Regions from separate parts of the Homo sapiens genome. Here region 2 is linked to region 1. A link is an interaction called in ENCODE POLR2A ChIA-PET data of the cell type or tissue named here. Cell type or tissue: PC-3. All regions are shown on one strand.

What was found. Peaks named below come from ENCODE experiments on the same cell type or tissue, not always from the same donor. Only the 100,000 strongest peaks of a DNase experiment are listed, where the experiment ranks them.
Region 2: POLR2A ChIA-PET joins it to region 1 with 5 read pairs; 1 of 35 experiments calls an interaction of 5 or more read pairs at or near these places.

What each region holds. Positions count from the first base shown.
Region 1 is chr20:35,813,912-35,816,411 of GRCh38, forward strand. The region is part of intron 2 of PHF20 (PHD finger protein 20); the gene reads left to right. Among named protein-coding and RNA genes, the nearest start is that of PHF20, 43 kb to the left of the region's middle. In PC-3, no CTCF peak of the experiment used is centred here; a DNase peak (open chromatin) is centred at 1,430; H3K27ac peaks cover 389 bases.
Region 2 is chr20:35,657,585-35,660,084 of GRCh38, forward strand. All of the region lies in intron 1 of CPNE1 (copine 1), which reads right to left. It overlaps RBM12 (RNA binding motif protein 12), which reads right to left. Exons shown (of 3, transcript NM_006047.6): 2 at 1,346-1,430. Among named protein-coding and RNA genes, the nearest start is that of CPNE1, 6.1 kb to the right of the region's middle. In PC-3, no CTCF peak of the experiment used is centred here; no DNase peak of the experiment used is centred here.

The DNA of each region.
Region 1 (2,500 bases):
ACAGAGTGAGACTCCGTCTCAGAAAAAAAAAAAAAAAAAAAAAAAAGGAAATTGACCTCTGAGGTTGAGGCTGCAGTTAGCTATGATCACACCACTGCTTGGGTGATAAGAATAAGACTCTATCTCTAAATAAAATAAATAAATAAATAAATAAAATAAAACATTGGTTTTTAAAAAAAGAAATTTAGCTCTGGGCACTGGGTGTGTTTATTGCTGCTAGGATGTCATTGTCTTAAACAACTTTTTAGTAGATGGGGGTAAGAAATCTATTTTTTGAAAAAATGTGAGTTCACTTTGATACTTCCAATTTATTTATTTATTTTTTTGAGATAGTCTTGGTCTGTCTCCCAGGCTGGAGTGCAGTGGTACGATCTCGGCTCACTGCAACCTCTGCCTCCCTAGTTCAAGCAATTCTCCTGCCTCAGCCTCCCAAGTAGCTGGGACTACAGGCGCATGCCACCATGCCTGGCTAATTTTGTATTTTTAGTAGAGATGGGGTTTCACCCTCTTGGCCAGGCTGGTCTCGAACTCCTGACCTCAAGTGATCCGCCTGCCTTGGCCTCTCACGGTGCTGGGATTACAGGCGTGAACCGCTGCGCCCGGCCTATAATATTAAATTTAAGTTGGAAATATCAGGCCTGGGTAACAGAGTAAGACACTGTCTCAAAAATAAATAAATAGGCCGGGCGCGGTGGCTCACGCCTGTAATCCCAGCACTTTGGGAGGCCGAGGCAGGTGGATCACGAGGTCAGGAGATCGAGACCATCCCGGCTAAAACGGTGAAACCCCGTCTCTACTAAAAATACAAAAAATTAGCCAGGCGTAGTGGCGGGTGCCTGTAGTCCCAGCTACTTGGGAGGCTGAGGCAGGAGAATGGCGTGAACCCGGGAGGCGGAGCTTGCAATGAGCCGAGATCCCGCCACTGCACTCCAGCCTGGGCGACAGAGCGAGACTCCGTCTCAAAAAAAAAAAAAAAAAATAAAATAAATAAATAAATAAATAGGCCATGCATAGTAGCTCAAGCCTGTATTCCCAGCACTTTGGGAGGCTAAGGTGGGCGGATCACCTGAGGTCAGGAGTTTGAGACCAAACTGGCCAACATGATGAAACCCCGTCTCTACTAAAAATACAAAAATTAGCCGGGTGTGGTGGCAGGTGCCTGTAATTCCAGCTACTCGGGAGGTTGAGGCAGGAAAATTGCTTGAGCCAAAGGAGGCAGAGGTTGCAGTGAGCTGAGATTGCGACACTGGACTCCATCCTGGGTGACAGAGGGAGACTCTGTCCCCCGAAAAATTATAAATAAATAAGTAAATAAATAGATGAAACAAAAAGAACTAACATAGAATATGCATGGTGTAACTATGCTAAATGAAACTCAAAATATGGCCAGACACGGTGACTCATGCTTGTAATCTGGGCACTTTGAGAGGCTGAGGTGGGCAGATCACTTGAGGTCAGGAGTTGGAGACCAGCCTGGCCATTATGACGAATCCATGTCTCTACTTAAAATACAAAAAATTAGCTGGACATTGTGGCATGTGCCTGTAATTCTTTTATTCTTTTTTTTTTGAGGCAGAGTCTTGCTGTGTGTCTCCCAGGCTGGAGTGTAGCGCGAGTGATCTCAGCTCACTGCAACCTCCACCTCCCTGGTTCAGGTGATTCTCCTGCCTCAGTCTCCTGAGTAGCTGGGACTACAGGCGCATGCCACCATGCCTGGCTAATTTTTTGTATTTTTAGTAGAGGCAGGGTTTCACTGTGTTAGCCAGGATGGTCTCGGTCTCCTGACCTCGTGTTCCACCCGCCTCAGCCTCCCAAAGTGCTGGGATTACAGGCGTCAGCCACCGCGCCTGGCATGCCTGTAATTCCAGCTACTTGGGAGGCCTAGGTAAGAGGATCACCTGAGCCCAGAAGGCAGAAGTTGTAGTGAGCCAAGATTGCAGTTGAGACTCTGTCTCAAAAAAACAAACAAACAAGCAAAATCGTTTTGGAAATACATATATATTCCCCCTCCAGCTTTATTGAGATATAATTGACAAAAGGCATTTATATATTTGTTTATTTTTGAGATGGAGACCCGCTCAGTCCCCCAGACTAGACTGCAGGGGCTGGATCTCAGCTCACAGCAACCTCCATCTCCGGGGTTCAAGTGATTCTCCTGCCTCAGTCTCCTGAGTAGCTGGAACTACAGGCACGCGCCACCATGCCCAGCCGATTTTTGTATTTTTAGTGGAGGTGGGGTTTTACCACGTTGGCCAGGATGGTCTCGATCTCTTGACCTCGTGATCCACTTACCTCAGCCTCCCAAAGTTCTGGGATTACAGGCGTGAGCCACTGCACCCGGCCCGAAAATCTTTGTTCCTAATCATACTTTAACCTACTTGCCTTATTCTGTGTTATATGTGAAATAGTTTTAAAGTTACAATATCAATATTACTATTAACAAGTATACTGAGTGAATTTTAAGGATTTTTTGACATTTGAAAAATGTATATCTTACTCA
Region 2 (2,500 bases), 160 kb before region 1:
TTTTCTGTTAAGAGCAGGGATTTACTGAAAGTTTGTACAAGGTACACATGAGAATATGCTATTGAAAATCTGCCTCAGATTACCAGCTGGAAAGGGCTGAATATTAAACCAAAGTGGAATACAAGATTTATTCATAAAGCCATCTGATGAGAAAAATTGTTTCTAGCTTCCAAAAAATATGAAATAATATCCGCAGCCAGGTGCGGTGGCTCACACCTGTAACCCCAGCACTTTGGGAGGATGAGGTGGGTGGATCACCCGAGGTCAGGAGTTCAAGACCAGCCTGGCCAACAAGGTGAAACCCCGTCTCTACTAAAAACACAAAAAATTAGCTGGGCATGGTGGCAGGTGCCTGTAATCCCAGCTACTAGGGAGGCTGAGGCAGAAGAATCACTTGAACCCGGGAGGCAGAGATCACGCCACTGCACTCCAGCCTGGGCAACAAGAGCGAAACTCTGTCTCAAAAAGAAATAAATAAATAAAACAAATAAAAATTTAAAAAAAAATTTAAAAAAGTATCTGCTTTTCTGTTACTAAGTAACTGTTTGACAGCTAAGTCATTTCAACCTAACTTGGGCCTATCTTAGTTACTTAAACAAGAGGGTTAGATTCCACTTGCTAAGGTTCCATTTAAAGTCTAAAATTTGTACTCTAAAACATGTGACCCATTATCTATACTTAAACTCTTAGGAAATATAAATAAACATATCAATAACAAGCATCTGTATTTGTAATTAGTCTAAAATGCTACTAAGGAATAAAACTTACTGCCTATCAGGAAAATCACAAGATAAATAGATCCATATAAATGAAATTGACCCCCAAAGGAACAACTGTTCAAAGCACCCATCTACCCCACCCCTATCCCTCAGATAAACTTGTAAAAAACCACACCGGCCTGGGTGGCGGCTCATGCCTGTAATCCCAGCACTTTGGGAGGCTAAGGCAGGTGGATCACAAGGTCAGGAGTTCAAGACCAGCCTGGCCAAGAGGATAAAACCCCATCTCTACTAAAAATACAAAAAAATTAGCCGGGTATGGTGGCAGGCGCCTGTAATCCCAGCTATTCGGGAGGCTGAGGCAGAGAAGTGCTTGAACCCGGGAGGCGGAGGTTGCAGTGAGCCGAGATGGCACCACTGCACTCCAGCCTGGGCAACAGAGTCTAGCCTGGGCAACTGAGCAAGACTCCGTCTCAAAACAAAAAACAAGCAAACAAAAACACACACACACACACACACACACACACACACACACAATATAGTTGCTACATATATTTTCATATTTCTTAATAAGCTATCTCATTTTATTTTGTATAAAAACGAACTCTCTATTCAAAATCTCTTACCTGATAAAACAAGAGATGAATTTCCTTAACAAGAAGTAGAGGCCAAGTCAATCCTGTGGGCAACCAATTAAAACCAACTTTTAGACTGCAATAGAGAATAAACGGAGGCAAAAATCAATGCAGGAAACACAAAACAACACGCACAGGCCACACTGTACATTACGAAGGCGAGTCTGAAACCACCAGAGTACTTCATTAGAATGCATATCAAAAAAAAAAAAAAAAAGAAAGACACCGTAACAAAATCCCACACATGCTTTTTAGTTGGTATTGCTTTCAAATTTGAGTATCTCAAAATAATTATATATTTACAAGAGTGTCATTAACTTAGCCCAATAACGAATCCACTGAAAATTAAAACAGTCATAAAGCTCAGCTTCACAGCTAATTGCTTTGATCACTTTATAATTAAACCAGTCCAGAAAACTCCGTAACACAAGTCTATTTCCCCAGGTTCTCACCAAATTTGTGATGAAAAGGCACAAGTTCGCACAATAACAATTCTTGGACAACTTAAGATAGCAATTCAAGGGTACTCATGGAAATTACTGCAATTATTCTTTCAATATATTTTATTTTGCACAAAATAGCATCCAACATCACAAAACAAATGAAGTATGAGTTCTTGCTATAAGGACTAATTCCACTGGAGCTCAAAATATTAACAAAATATTAAGGGAAAGTGTTTTTTCCTCTGACATCACAACAGTTCTCAAAAACTTGTAAAATTTAAATAAATAAAATAAAATAAAATTTAAAAACACCCTAAAAATGCCTGACATATTAAGAGTATATCCCAAAATAAAAACAGGTCACTCATCTTTCACTGTCATTTCTTCCAAACTGGTGAGGTTATTAACAAGTCACAAGCATATATGACCAAATGTCTAGACAACTATATTCAAAGGTCATTTTTTGCTTTTTATTTTTTTTCAAAGGTCATGTTTTAATTCGGAGAGAGAAGAAATTTGCCACTGTTCAGTATTAAGATTACCTACGACTACTTTTCCAAATGATGCTCATCTTAAATTAGTATCTTCCAAGACCAAAATACAACTAATGACCTTAATATTCATCGCCAAAAAGTAAAACATATTTCAAAAATCTGTGTGATTTTCTAAAGGACAAACTATTCATCGTCTAGTCAACTACTCA